Linked DNA regions of Homo sapiens: region 2 is linked to region 1. The links are chromatin loops, found by intact Hi-C in ENCODE. Cell type or tissue: GM12878. All regions are shown on one strand.

Region 1 (8,000 bases):
TTTAAAAACATATGCTGATGCATTTATTTCTTGTTCAAGATTTATCGAAGGAAACATAATTCCATGAGGACACGCTGCTACCATTGTGATAAATGGATTGGTCATGCTCAGTGACAAAAGTGTCTCCTGGACCAGACTCTACTCAGGCTGCTCTGAGTCTTTTTCTCCACAAGGCCCCCACACTGGCCTATAAAGACTTGAACAAGTTCAACAGCTCAAGGTCACACCGCTACATGACTCTAGCCCCCTTAAAGTACTTGCCTACGAAAACTCAAGGCTGCCAAAATAACTGATTGTTGGTTCCAGCCACTCCTGCAGACAAGCCTCTGTGGAAGGGCAGGAGCCTGACTTCTATCAGCACCAGTGAAACCCAGATGGCTTCACACTGACCAAACCCTCTTCCTGCTTTCTGCAATTTTCACTTCCCCAACTCTGCTGAGCCCCTGCTGACCCCTCCCTACTCCCTGAATTTCCCTTTAAAATGCCCAGTCACCTCTGGGATAATTGATGTTGAGCCCAGTTTCACATTGGTCTCTTTTCTCTATTGCAATAGTATATTATGGAAGAAAATCTGTGCTGATCGCTTTAACTACTGTCTGGCTGTGTTTATCCTTGACACTAGAAAATAACCAAAGTCAAATTCCCCAAAGCATATAGTATTCACATTCATATATATAGTTTTAAAAACTGTGACTTTAAGTATAAATTTAAAAGAAATATTAACTAATTTAGGAAATCTGGCTAATATAGATTCTTGATTTTTTATAAGTTCTGTATGTTTATCTATTAAAATGGAACCATCACTTACAAACACTACTGTGCGCTTTTTAGTTCCCTCACAGGAAACCTCTGGTAGCCACAGCCACTGTGAGTGGGCGTCTCTTAATGATTTACTGCAGAGCCATGCCTCAGGCTATCCCTCTTCTGATCTTCTCCAAGCTCTAGGGAGCATGCTTCTTTCTCAGACATCATTGATTTTGGCAGAGCACCTCCTTCCTTTTTCTAGGCCTTCCAAATGAATTCTGCTCTTTTGAAAAGGTGCTTGCTGCTAGGGAGAGGGCCCTTGGCTGTGTGCAGATCTTCAGTCCTAATTTACTAGGGACCCGGCACCAACTCAAAGCTAATATCAGGGATCGCCACTTATGGAATTTGCACCACAGGATCCGGCTTATGGAATTGAGTGACTAACCTATATCCTGGACGTAAGACAGTGTGGTAGTGTGGAAGGAAAGGAAACAGGAGAAAGGAATTGGGTTGAGGGGCTGGAAGAGGAGCAAGGCTCTGGCAAGACTGGCTGAACCTCATGGAACACTCCAGCCAAACACGACTGACTGAGTCCGCGCCCCAGCTCAGGGCCCTCCTGGGGCAACCTGAACAGTGGCAGTCTGAGCTGGGAGTAGGAAAGTATGGGTGGAGGTGTACTGGCTTGACAGTGCTCTCCCCACAAAATTCATGTTCACCTAAAACGTGGGAATAGGACCTTAGTTGGAAATAGGGTCTTTGCAGATGTAATCAAGTTATTATGAGGCCATACTAAATTAAGGTTGGACCCTAAATCCAAAGAAAGGAGAGGGAAATTTGGAGACAAAGACACACAGGACGAGGGAGGGCGTGTGAAAATGGAGACAGAGATTGGGGAGTTGAAGGTACAAGCCAAGGAAAGCTAAGGGTGGCCGGCAACTACCAGCAGCTGAAAAGAGGCAGGAAGGATCCTTCCCTAGAGCCTTGAGAGGGAGTGCAGCCCTGCTCACACCTTGACTTCGGACTTCTAGCCTTCTGAGGTGTCAGACAGTTAAGTTTCTGCTGCTTTAAGCCACGGAGTTTGTTAATTAACACAGCACTACCAGGAAGCTAATACAGTGGGTTGACCCTGGAGGAGAAAACTTGGATAGACTGAGGTTCTATCTGTGAGATGACCTTAAACCATCTTAATTATCTTTCTCAAATTCTGGTACTTGACACACAAATTTGTGATACTTGATGGGGAGACAGTGTGGGAAACCTGTGTTTCCTTTTTTGGCAAACATTAAATACTGACAGAAATAAAGCAGTTATGAAAATAAATATAAACTAACTCCTTTCAAATCTTCAAACAAACAGTTGCAAGAGTCCAGTTTACATTTATTTGGTCTGCTGGTCCCAGGGCAATACAGGCGATGAGCATCCGACTGCCTTTGCTGTTCTACCCACAGCTGGCTGCTTGCTTTGTGGCAATAGGTGCTGTCTAATGTTCTCCGGGGTCACTGAAATGTGATCGGCCTAAACTCCTCCAGCCAAAGAAGCACCTTTCTCTAGAATCTCGTTATCAGTATCACTGATGGCACAGCTTGTGTTCTGGTCCAATTTCATAGACTTATAGCAGAATTTTAGATTAAAATGGAAAGCCAGGGAGGGCAATTCAAACCACTGATCAATGCCTGGTAATTAAGGATGGATCAAATAATAAAAATTAAAACAAAACTATTTTTTTCAGCCATTGAAAATAAAAGAGACAAAGTAATATAGAGAGTAATGCAGAAATTTTATTTAAGGAAAATTAATTTTGCATTTCTACATTAGTTTTTATGAAGTAAACGTAGGACTACAGCGTGTAATTTTTTTTTTAAGTAGCAACAGGATTTTACCAGGCTGGTCTCAAACTCCTGTCCTCAAGCAATCTGCCTACCTTGGCCTCCCACAGTGCTGCAACTACAGGTGTACAATGTGATAGTGGGACTGAATGGTCTCTCTCATTCCTCTGCTAAGCACTAGGACTTTAGAAGAAAAGCCTCTCCACCTGATCCTACTGACCCTAAGTGCCCCTCCTCCAGGCAGGACTTGACACCTTAATGTTAAAAATGACTCAATATTTCCCTGTGCTGTAGATTTGTCTCTGTAACAACTTAACGTGAAAATTTCCCTCTCACTATAGCATGGTGTACTGATCCTTGATCCTTGTTTTCCCTTATAAAGAATGACTAGACTAGGACTTAAACAATAAAATGCCGTTTTATTAATAGCATGGGATACATGTGAGTGTCCTTGTGTTCCAGATTTGCCACTGTAACAATTTACATACAAATTGCCCTCTGACTCTAGCAAGTAGTACTAACCCCTGATCCCTTTTTTAAATCCCTTGCAGAGAATTATTAGACTAGTACTTCGCAGTATAATGCCCTTTTAATAAGCACATGGAATGCATGAGAGTTTCCTTGTGTTCTAGATGTGCCTCTGTGACAACCTGCATGCAAACTGCTCTCTGACTCTAACGTTGGCTACTGATCCATGATCCTTGCTTCTCTCTCCTTTTAGAAAACGGCTATACTAGGAATGAACAGCATAATATCAACAAAAATGACAACCAAAGTTTAAGTTCTAAGCCTCTTGAAAGGGAGGAACAAATATATAGATTACAGGAGTGTCTGGAAAGGATGCATGTTCCCCAGAGGACAACATTTCAGATGTGGGTTGCCACAACAGAAGAGTGGGGGCTGAGCCGCCAGGCAGATTCTCAGTAAGCTACACAGCACCACCTGGGGGCACAGGTGGGAGCCTTCTCCAAACTCGAAGTTACTACCTGTAGTCAGTTTTTCCATCAGTGGGCCTCGAAATGTTGGTGTTTAAGAGTTGTTGTCATGAGGTAACTTCCTTCCCCAGAGAAGAGTTCTCCAGGATCTTTTTTGGTTGTGCATAAAAGAGAGTGAGGTGAAGGGACCTGGTGGGCTCACAGCGCAGGGTGCAGGGATCTTTTATCTACGTCCTCCACTGTGCCTGATCACCGGAGATCTGAAGTCTCTCTGGCTCTGTGTATAAACCTGTTTTCTGCCCCAGGTGGCATTCTGAATGCACAGCTTGGGGTGGAGGGCCCAATGGCTCCACTACTTCACATCCGGGATTTCAACCTGCTCTGTGGTGTTTTAGCTCTTCGTTTTATCCTGCCTTTTGTTTTTTTTTGAAACACAAATTCAACTTACTACCTGTTTTTAAATGAAAAGAGTCAAAAAATATGATCTTATAACCTGTGAAAATGAGATGAAGTTCCACTTTCTGTGTCTGTAGAGACAGTTTGACTGGAGTGCAGCACCAGCACCCACTCACGCACTGTTTACAGCTACTTGCTTCTTAACACAGCAAAGCTAAAGGCTTCACACATATACCATGGGGTCTGTAAAGCTGAAAACACAGAGAAAGCTTATTGGCCCCTGATAGCAAACAAATCATGTGCAGGCCCAAGAGGTGAAAGAAAAGAGGGGGTAACATCAGGAAGACAGAAAAGTAAGAGGTAAATTTTGTAATGCAGGAAATCAGCCAGGCATTGACACCTAACCCCTTTGCCCCCTTGCCTGTGACACTAATAGGAAGAATTATTGTCAGTTCTTCAAGAAATTCATGCACAGACCAGATAGGAAATTTACCTCATGAGAGAACTGCCCTCCTAGAAACGGAATCCAAAAATCCCCAACGAGTTTCTTCCATTAACCACTTAACTAAATATTCTCTACAAGTGCTCAAATTATTAGAGCGTTATTAGAGCAAATTATCAAAACAATGTTGAGAATTTAAAGTATATATAGTATCTAAATATTATATATACTATATAATAACTCATTGAAAAACATATAGCATAAGGGTTTATTAATGTTTATTAAAGTCTGATGTTCAGTTCCTGTACTTATGCAGCTAAATCCAAATACAGATATATTTTAGCTTACCATGCATAGAATATTTTATGAGCCATAGACCCACCATTTCAATGCAACCAAAGGAGCAGAAATTTTTAAATTTAAAAAAATTTTTCTTAGCCCTGTGAAATTGAATTCATATAAATCCCTAATAGACAAAAAGGATGTATATAAAGATCAAATCAATTTGATATACCAACATGCTTAAAATCTCCTTATTAAATTGCGCTTACAATAGGCTGTGCATGGTACAAAGAAAACTCAGTAAAATAAGACTCATACAACCCAGACAGTATCTGCATTGGGAATTTCGTACTATTTTCTAAAATGTGGGACATTCAGGAAATGTCCACTTCCCCCTAGCTAGCTGGTAAGTGACCCTTTGATCATATGCCTCACATCTCATCTCAGTCTTACAGGGACAGGCAGTTTCAACACCAGAAGCTCCTGTGTTGTCACAATGAAGAGGCTGGAGGCTACCATGTAAGCGACCCACTAGCCCCGACTTCACCCCAACCAGGCCAGACACAATCAGACACAATCTTGTGCTCCCCGCCATGTGACAAAGGTTACTACCACTGGCAAATTCTGAGTTCAGTGTGCAAATGTGCTATCAGTTTCAGAATCTGCTCTTTGCCCTGAAAATCAAGTAAAATGCATTCTTTTGTATTATGTAACAGATGAGAAGGAGATGACTTTGCAGAGTTTTACGTTGATATGAGAAAGAAGTGGCACTGAACACTTCCAAAGGGTCAATGGTGACTCCATGAAAAAGACTTTATGATCGTCAGGAGCCTCCTGTCCTCACAGAAGCTATACCAGCATTCTTTCTGGAGATTATATGATCTCTGTAGCCAGCTGTCAATGGTAAATAAAAAAGAAAGGGAAAGATACCGAGGAACAGTATTTTGTTCTGATCAGGACACACTTAGTTCACCACTTGACTGTGGTAACTCAGGTCTCCTAGGTTTCACTAGAATGTGGAAAGCTCTGGAAACTCAAAGGGAAGGCACATTTAACTGGACTTTTTATTCGTTCTTTTTAAGACAGAGTCTCACTCTGTCACCAGGCTGGAGTGCAGAGGCATGATCTCAGCTCACTGCAATCTCTGCCTCCCTAGTTCAAGCAATTCTCCTGCCTCAGCCTCTCAAGTAGCTGGAACTACAGGCGCCCGCCACCATGCCCAGCTAATTTTTTTTGTATTTTTATACAGACAGGGTTTCACCATGTTGGCCAGGCTGGTCTCGAACTCCTGACCTCAAGTGATCCACCTGCCTTGGCCTCCCAAAATGCTGGGATTACAGGTGTGAGCCACCGCGCCCGGCCTTAAATGGACTTTTTCTTTCATTGGCTTTCTTAAGATCTGGAGAACCTGACCAACTATCTCAAAATACTGACCATCCTCAGAAAAATATTTGATTTTGTGTCTTCTTTGATTTGCCAGAAAGCTGCTTACAGTACTAATTTCATTTACTTTGAATCACTTTTCGGGTTGCTACTTCTAAGGATCTATCACTACAAAATAAATGTATAAAACAGCTATTTAAATAGCTTATGATTAATAGCCAAAGGAAAAGATACAAACTAGGAAATGTTAACATAATAGCTCATTCAATTTTCCTGATTTTCTACTATAGCTCTCTACGTGATTAAACAATGTAAATTCTCTTACCTAAACAAGCACAAGTATTATAAAACCCAATCTGAAGAAGGCATTTAACTCATCGTAGAGAATGCCATACCTGAGGTTCTCAATAAAAGCAGCCTGGTAATGGCCTACAAGGCCAGGGTCAAACTTCTCCTTCTCCGTTTCACTTCTCTGAACCTGTATCCTCACCTACATAATGCAAATAAGAACAACCCTGACTACGTCACAAAACAAACATAAAAGTGCAAATGATATAAAGATTGGGAAAGAGTTTCAGTTTTCAATTTCTTCACAAATAAGAGGTAACAGAAAAGTATTCTTCTTTTAAATAACTCACATCAAAAATGGATTCATTTTGCCTTATGCATTCAACAATAAGACAAAAATAACAGAATACTTTAAGTTATAGTAATCCCAAACTAATTTTAAAGTTCTTAACCTAATTTGTGGACTACTTACTATAAAATATCATAGTTTCCTATTGTCAATTTTTTTTTGCAAATATTTCATAGAAATTTCAGTTTTATGGCTAGAGCTTTGTTGTGAGGAGTTTCTGTTGATGGTGTCTCTGTCAATAGTCTCAAATATTAAAGTCTTGCTCTTACAGTCTACTCTCTAAGGAATCCTCTAGAAAGGAGAGAGTAAGACTTTCCCTGTATTCTTGTGTCTACCATGCTATGGAGATGAAAGGTCCCACCGTATAGAAGTGGTGCAGAAACCACCTCAAGAGAGTAGGCGTGGTGCGAGGTACTCCTGACCTCACTCAAACCTGCCCATGACACTGGGCCCAAGTCCCCATGACCCAGGTGCTTGGGGCGTATGAGAGACACCTGTCTTCCCTGATAAGAGTGTATGATTCTGTTGGGGATAAGGAGATGCACTTATCCACAACACTTATGTGAAAAACCACATTTGTGTCTACTCACTACAGGCTTTCTACCTCATCTGCACAGGAGCTTTGCCAAAACACAACTCCAAAATCCTTGAATGGCTTCTTGCCATTTGAAAAAGAATAACTATTGTTGTATGTGGTAAAACACCTACAATATAAAATGTACTGTTTTAATGATTTCTCAGTGTACAATTCTGTGGCATTCAGTACATTCACATTGTTGTACAGCCATCACCACCATCCATGTCCAGAACGTGTTCATCTCCCCAAGGTGAAACTCTGTCCCCATTAAATGCTAAAACCTCCATCCCCCTCCCCCAGCCCCTGGCAATCACAATTCTACTTTCTGCCTCTATGGATTTGACAACTCTAGGGACATCATACTGAAGCAGGAGAATAGGGTCTGGAGGCAGGGAACCGAAAGCTGATTCATGCTGACTTCCCAGAACTCAATCAAAAGGAAAACCCCAACTTTCCATGCCCAAGTAACAAAAGGACTGGATGCTATTCCCTTTGCAAGCCTCTCCTACCTTCTCTGTGTGGCAGATGGAAAACTGAAAGTATTTCTCATTGGTTGCTTTGTGCAACCATTTCTACTACTGGCGCCAGGAGGCTGTGAGCGGGTGCTGGGACTCGGGGCAAGCTGGCAGCGCTCTACACCTGGATGCTCACCTAAAAGTCACTGCCCTCCCCACTCCCTCGTCCTGACTGCAGTGTGCAGAGAGTGCTGGCACCTAACACCCCTCAAAGCCTGTCTGTGCAGCTCCACAGTGCTGTCCTATGCTGTGAGCACACCCCT
Region 2 (8,000 bases), 1.1 Mb before region 1:
TCTCCCAACACCAGTGCAAAGCTTAGTTTTCTTGTGTACAAATCGTAGTGTTTCTCTGTGAGATCATGTTATGCCTGTCTACACTGAAATGATGTTTTTTTGTTGTTCTTTTTAATGTTTAAAGATGGGTTCTCACTATGTTGCCCAGGCTGCTCTTGAACTCCTAAGCTCCAAAGATCGTCAGCCTCGCGAGTAGCTGAGACTACAGGCATGCAACACTGCACCCAGTGCTGAAATGCTTATCATTATGTGTTTATCATACCTGCCTGTTTATGATTTACAATGATGTGTTGATTTTACCCATCTGTTTATGACTACAGCCCTATAACTGGACACAGCCTTCTCTCTATAACATCTGAGCCTCTAATAAATGCCACTATACTTAACACAGTGAAAATCAGTGCATACAATCTCAAATAATTAACCGAATCAACACAGACTTTCTAGTGACTTATCTTCATAAAGGCCCTAGCTCATTGAAGCAATGTTGCGTTGAGCATTCTAAAATATTCCTGACTTTTTACACTGAAAATTAAACACTTCATTCAAAAAAGCGATTATTATTATTTTTAGTCCAAGGATAAAGTATCTTAAGAATATGGCTGGACGTGCCAATCAATATGTTACAATTTTATTTGAAACATATATTTATATCGCTAAATGCAGGGTGTACCTGCCATAATTTGGTTATAATTTAGTCCCTAGGAAATTTACTTTGCACCTGTATGTTTCATCCCCTAGGGTTCATTTCCATAAAGCTAATGACTTATTAACGTTGGAATGGACAAAAATAAGACAATTATACTAGAACACAACACATCTGTCTTTGTATCACTGCTGTCATGCATGTACATATGTGCATATTCATGCTTCTTGTAGAATTGCCTGTGCTATTACAGGCGGGTAGGCAAATGTCAGGGGAAAAAAAGCTGCAGGCCAGAATATGTGTAGTAGTCTTACATTTTTTTAAACTTTATGGGTACATAGTAAGTGTATACATTTGTGGGGTACTTGAGATGTTTTGGTACAGGCATGCACTGCATAATAATCACGTAGTCTTTAAACATCCCGCTCAGATTGCCTTTTAGAGATTTTTCCATTATCCTACTCGAAAGGACTAATTTCCTTGAATATATGTAGATACTGACAGAATTATCACCAGAACCCTAATTCCAATGTACTTGAATTTGGCTCTCAATTTCAATGCTTCTCCCTGGAACTTTCCATCATCCCTTGGGATACTCATCATACTCTTATTTTCATTTAAAGCACAACTTATGTCCTTCTGTCCCCAAGGAGAAAGAGGGCACGTCAACCTCATCAACTAAAAATCATCAACCTTTCACATACTGGATGAGAAGCAAAATGAAGAAAACAGGCTGAAGAGAGAAAGGGATGGTGTCTTTTAGAATTAATAATCTTAAGAGACTGTTTTGAATGTAAAACTTTCAAAGACAGAACATTTTTAAGGCATATTCTCTGTGACTACTAACTCATGCTTAAATGACATTATATAATCAATTAACTGGGAATTATATATTGATGGAATAGATTCTTCTGTGATTTCTGTTTGAATATTTTGATTTCTAAATATGGTTATGCATGTAAAAATAAAATTTCAGCTTCTTTAAAGAAATCCTGAATCGTTTATAAATAGATCAAGGAGAGTCTCCATAGCATGACAGATGCCAGATGATAATTTTGTGTATTTGGGATTGGAAAAAAGAAGTCTTTGAAGAGAAATCTGCACTCCCATGTTCATTGCAGCACTAATCACAACAGCTGAAATATGGAATCAACCTGAATGTCCATCATTAGATGAATGAATAAAGAAAATGGGGTTTATACACACAAGGGACTATTATTCTACCTCAAAAAAAAGGAAAGAAGTTGTGTCATTTGGGACTACATGGATGAACCAGAGGACATTATGTTAAGTGATACAAGCCAGACACAGAAAGACAAATATCACATGTTCTTACTTATATGTGGAATCTAAAAAAAAGTCAAGCTTACAGAAGCAGAGAGTAGAATGTTCTCTTACAGAACTTGAAGCTGGAGGTGGAGAGGAAACGGGAGATGTTGGCCAAAGGTTACAAAGTTTCAGTTGGCAGGAAAAAGTTCAAAAGATCTGTTCAATATGGCAAACAAAGTTGAATCACAAGGAATTGAATATTTGAACATCTCTAAGAAAGTAGATTTTAAGTGTTTGCACCAGAAAAATAAGCATTTGAAGTAATGCACTTGTGAATTAGCTCGATTTAGCCATTTCTCAATGGATACATATTTCAAAACATCACTTTGTACATGATCAATATATTCAATTTTTATTTGATGATTAAATGAATACATTAGGGAAAAAAGCACAAAATAAAAAAAATTCTTTTCTACCTTGTCTCCACTCCCTCCCTTGATTTTCTTTTGAGTCTTTTTTAAAAATTTGAGACAGGATTTCACTCTGTTGCTGAGACTGGAGTGCAATCACAGCACACTGCAGCCTCGAACTCCTAGGCTCAAGCAATCCTCCTGCCTCAGCTTTTCAAGTAGCTGAGACACCAGGCATACATCACCACATCTGGCTAATTTTTTCTTTTTCCTTCCTTCTTTTCTCTCTCTCTCTCTCTCTCTCTCTCTCTCTCTCTCTCTCTCTCTCCCTCCCTCCCTCCCTCCCTCCCTCCCTCCCTCTCTCTCTCTCTCCCCCTCTCCCTCTCTCTTTCTTTCTTTCTTTCTGAGACAGGGTCTCACTAGGTTGTCCAGGCTGATCTGGAACTCCTGGCCTCAAGGAATCCTCCCACCTTGGCCTCCCACAGTGCTGGGATTACAGGTGAGAGCCACTGCACCTAGCCTTCCCCTGATTTTCCTTGCCCAATAAATACCGTTCCATCTGATGTCTCGCTTGTTGTTGAGTCAGCTGAGGACGAGGGAGCCTCTTTGCTCTGCTGTTCCCATCAACTATTACATCAATGGCACCTTCCTGGTGAGAGAGTCCTTATCCCACTGCAGTCGTCCCCATCTCTGCTCCATTTGCCTCTCAGGTCCTAATGACAAAGCACTCATCCTTAATTTCCCCTGACCTTCTTCACATCCTGAATAAATCCAATGAATGCAGTGGGCATTTTGAGCCACTAGGAGGCAGAAGAGGAAAGTCCAAGCAAACGATCATTCTGAGAGCAAAAAACATGATCCTGGTTTTGTTTGCCCCACCAAAGACCTGTCCACACCTATCAATCTGCAGCCACAACAACCATGGGATTACAGTGTTTCCAAGTGTGTATTCAATGCATGGAAACCTCATTATAAAGAAGATGATGATGAAAAACAAGACATTGTGTTGTGTTTTTTTGTTTGTTTTTTTTTTTGTTTTGCAAAGTGTCTTGGTTTTTCTTTATCTGATAATTTCTGGATTAGAGGTTGCCCTATCTTCTGCAATGTGTTCACTCTATTGCTGTGTTATCTACTGCATGGACCCCTGCCAACTCCCCAGGCTGGCTTTACCGATAACATCTGCCACCCAGCCCACAAAGAATCTTATTCTAAAGGCTCCCATTCTTCCTTCCACCTTTTGCTACTTCCTGGGTTTGAGTGCTCACACACCATTCATCTTGTCTCAGGATTTCACTTTCTCACCCTTCTCTCATGCTTCTTTTACGTCTCTACTTTTGTTTATGTATTTCTCACTAAGTACAATGCTTAACTTTCCTTTCTCCTCATTTAACTTTTTGCAGTGTTTTGTTTTAGTAACGCCTGGGTCCTGTTTTAGACAGAGAGAGGCAATTCTTCCAGTCAAAGTAGGCCATTTACAGAAATCAAATCGGGGGAATCTGAGACATTTTGGTTAGAGGAAGAGAAGAGAGGGATTCTAATGAAACCAGGAGACTGGCATCAAGGTGTGTTGATTCTCGAAAAAGGAAATGATGCTTTCTTTTTTAATATATACGCTTATGAACTTTTGACTTGATACATAAGATGTGTTCCATTTATCATTTCAAATAAAATCCTTCATAAAGCATTAAAGAAAAGAAATATTGTTAGAAAAAAAGAAATAAAATAGCAAATGTACCAAAAATAGAGCAACTCCTCTAACTTCCAAAGGGGAGAAGAACATACAGGTCATTTATAAGATAGCTTGACATTTTTCAGCAGGTGTGCTTCAGGGAAATTATAGTGACCCATTGAACTCCCACTAATGTCAGATGCATGTCACATAAATGCACACCCATGGAATTGAGGCTGTAACTCTTGGGAAGAACGTATTGGTCCTCTCTTCTAATGATTTCCAGGCTTCTTTTGTTGAGTGGAATATTACATGGCTCACACATATCACAAAAGCATAAAGGTGAGACCACTCTGGCCGATGTTGCAAGAATGCTTCAGAGCTCAGCCCACCCTCCCTCAATTTCAGAGGAAAACCCTACAAGGGACACCAGAACAGGGAAAGTGACCACATTATTAGGCTGAGCACGTGCATATGGGTTAAGTCACCCAAATTATGACTACAAATGCTGTTTCTGCTATGCATGTTGGTTGCTTTTATATCAAACCATTTCTGTCTTATATTCAATTATGACTCCAAAGCGTCTAATAGGTTTATTCAATGAATGGTCTTAAAGAGAAAGACAACTTCAGAAGACCATGACGCAATCTACCCTCAGATGAAAATTTTCAGGATAGCTATAATATGTGAAAGATTGTAAGAAATGCACCGAAATGATCATTTGACTCAATTTATGCACACGACACAGCAAGCCAGCAATGACATGGGAACTGGGGGTAGGACACCAAATTTCCTGATGAAACACTAGTTCTACTGCACCGAAGAGCTTTGATGTGACAAATGCCATTGTTGTGGTTAATGCCACCATCACCGTGAACCAAAGCAAACCAGTATCGATTGAATGGAAATGAATCAGCCTTCAAGGACCCACTTTGAGGAACTTAAAAATACACTGTAAGCATCTTATCACAATTGTGTATCTTGATCAGCAGTAAGAACTTTTTTGCATAATGATAAAAGCTACATCTGATGCTAAAGTGATACTCAATTTCTTCACTCATTCCATGGTTTACTAATTCATACTTGACATTAATTAAGAAGGCTGTGGATGAGTTCTGAGTGGTAAGTCAGAGCTCTGGCTTCAGTTACACCCGGGTTTCAGTCCCTGCTCTGACTGCTAGAAGGTGTGATGCCATGAGTAAATCCCATTACCTCAAAGCATTCATCTCCTCATAGGTAGGACATAAGGTTAACTCTTCCAAGGGAGTTTACGAAGATTAAATGAAGTAATATCTGCCAGCCACATAGAGGCACACAATGAGTTGATGTTACATAGTTGGGACTCTTTTGAAGCAACAATTAATTTCAGCATACATGAAGCATGAAGTCATAGGATCACCAAAAAGGTGATAGTACCATGTGAGCTAAACGGAAATACATATTTAAATGGAGGTAGATGAAATCCACTGCAGGTACAGACAGACTTGCACTTGGAGACAACTGGAAAGGGGAAGGAATAAATAAGTTCCAGGTATTTCCATCAAAAAGCATGAGCAAGATGCATTCTCTTTTACATCGAAGGTCTTTGGACTATCATGAACAACAACAACAAAAAAAAAACAGATTGGGGAGAACTCAAGTTATACTAAAGTAAGGAACTAAGATGGAGAAAAGAGTATTTATTGATTCAGTAATGGCCTTACAGGGATTCAGATTTATCAGATTATCCTCTGCAGTTTCTGTCTGGAGGTGATTGTTCTGAAAGTTTATTACCTGGATTAATGTCTAATCTTCTTAGGGGTAAATGATACGTATGGATGTTGTGAGGTGAATGGGTGATAGGGCATAGGTACTCAAGTGGGTAGGTGAGACCAGGCAAATGCCCTGGCACGTACAGCTCAGCAAGGATTTTGCTGGCTTCTGGCTTCTGAGCAGATAGGAACACCACACACCCTGGCAATGACTAATCTGAGAGGCATTGGTGAACTTGAGGTTTTCCAAATTCTTGAATATATATGTCAGAGACGTTTGAACCAGAGCACCTCCATCTTGAATAAGGGCTGGGTAACGTAAGGCTGGGACCTACTGGGCTGCATTCCCAAGAAGTTAGGCATTCTTAGCCACAGGATGAGACAGGAGGTCAGCACAAGATACAGGCCACAAAGACCTTGCTGATAAAAGGATGCAGTAAAAAAAAACAGCCGAAACCCACCAAAACCAAGATGGCAACTAGAGTGATGTCTGGTCATCCTCACTACTCATTATACGCTAATTATACACTAATTACAATGCATTAGCATGCTAAAAGACCCTTCCACAAGCACCATGACAGCTTACAAATGCCATGACAATGTCAGGAAGTTACCCTATATGGTCTAAAAAGGGGAGGAACCCTTAGTTCCAATAATTGCCACCCCTTTCCCGGAAATCTCATGAATAACCAACCCCTTGCTTAGCATATAATCAAGAAATAATCATAAAAATAGCCAACTAGCAGCCCTCGGGCTGCTCTGCTTATGGAGCAGTCATTCTTTATTCCTTTACTTTCCTAATAAACTTACTTTCACTTTACGGATTTGCCTCCAATTCCTTCTTGCACGAGAATCAAGAACCCTCTCTTAGGGTCTGGATTAGGATCCCTTTCTGGTAACATATACACCTTCCTAGTGACAAGGGTGTATAGCAGAACACATAGGAAATCTGTTTATAGAAGTGCAGCTTCTTTAAAAACAAACTGAACACCAATTCAATCAGAAGACACTTCATGTAGATATAAATAATTACTTTATAGCTATAATGATACATCTCAATTTGCCTGGGACAATCCCAGTTTATTCATAGCACATGAGCAACTCTCAAACATGTCCTGGATTGGATCATAAATTATATGGCCAATGGCTAGCAAGATTGTGTAGCACAGTTCTGATTATTTTTTAAAAAATAGCAAACATGATGATCTTCTGATTTATTTAATGTCTACAAGTGTCTTGTAATGTTATTTTAAATTAACATGGTTCAGTCTGGATGCCAATATTTGATAGATATTAGTTAGCCATTACAGGTTGGGTCAGCTACAATTCTTACTGTGGATAAACAGTAGTATTAATACAATGCATAATGGTATTAATAACACTAGAAATTGTAGTGTGACTGGGTATAATGGTTGCTGCTGAGAGCCTATGAAACTTCATCTACATGAGTCCATTAAATCTTTTTTAAAAGGTTATTTTTTGGCCAGGCACAGTAGCTCATGCTGATAATCCCAGCACTTTGGGAGGCCAAGGCAGGTGGATCTCCTGAGGTCAGGAGTTTGAGACCAGCCTGGCCAAAATGGCAAAACCCCGTCTCTACTAAAAATACAAAAATTAGCGGGGCGTGGTGGCAGGCGCCTGTAATCCCAGCTACTGCGGAGGCTGAGGCAGGAGAAGCGCTTGGACCCGGGAGGCAGAGGTTGCAGTGAGCCGAGATCATGCCACTGCCCTCCAGCCTGGGCAATAAAAGCGAGACTCCATCTCAAAAAAAAAAAAAAAGAAAAGAAAAAAGTTATTTTTTTATTGACAAGCAGATTATATATTAATGAGGTAAAGTGTGGTATTTTGAACCATGGAACTTTTATACTGTACAACAACCTTGCAAGGGAGAGACCACTGCCTTCTACATCTAAGGAAAGAGTCTGAGGAAACGCTAGCTGACTTTCTCAAGGCAGAGGTAGAGGAAAGTTGTTAGCTCCTGTCTGTCTCTGGCTGCGATCTACATTCTTTCCAATGCCAGCATTCCGCTTCCATTATGGGCATGTTTCATCTTTTTAATCCTCTCTTTTGGGTAACAGAGAATAGCATTTGTTACTCCATTAAAAAAAAAAAATCTTAAAACAATATTTTTCCATTCCTCAGGTAGGAAGATAACATTTATGCATTTATGACTTTTACTGGAAGAAAAAGAACTCAAAGAATATTTCAACTTTTTGCCTAAAATTGTATCTACTTGTATGAAATGCACTCACTGA

The links. Hi-C counts contacts between places; a loop is a spot of excess contacts. Peaks named below come from ENCODE experiments on the same cell type or tissue, not always from the same donor. Only the 100,000 strongest peaks of a DNase experiment are listed, where the experiment ranks them.
Region 2: it touches region 1 in a loop (15-fold over the local background); 5 of 110 quality-filtered maps call a loop at or near these places.

What each region holds. Positions count from the first base shown.
Region 1 is chrX:7,085,654-7,093,653 of GRCh38, forward strand. All of the region lies in intron 2 of PUDP (pseudouridine 5'-phosphatase), which reads right to left. Among named protein-coding and RNA genes, the nearest start is that of STS, 58 kb to the right of the region's middle. In GM12878, a CTCF peak has its summit at 3,509; no DNase peak of the experiment used is centred here; H3K27ac peaks cover 1,316 bases.
Region 2 is chrX:6,018,396-6,026,395 of GRCh38, forward strand. The region is part of intron 3 of NLGN4X (neuroligin 4 X-linked); the gene reads right to left. Among named protein-coding and RNA genes, the nearest start is that of NLGN4X, 210 kb to the right of the region's middle. In GM12878, a CTCF peak has its summit at 3,130 (motif pointing right); a DNase peak (open chromatin) is centred at 3,172.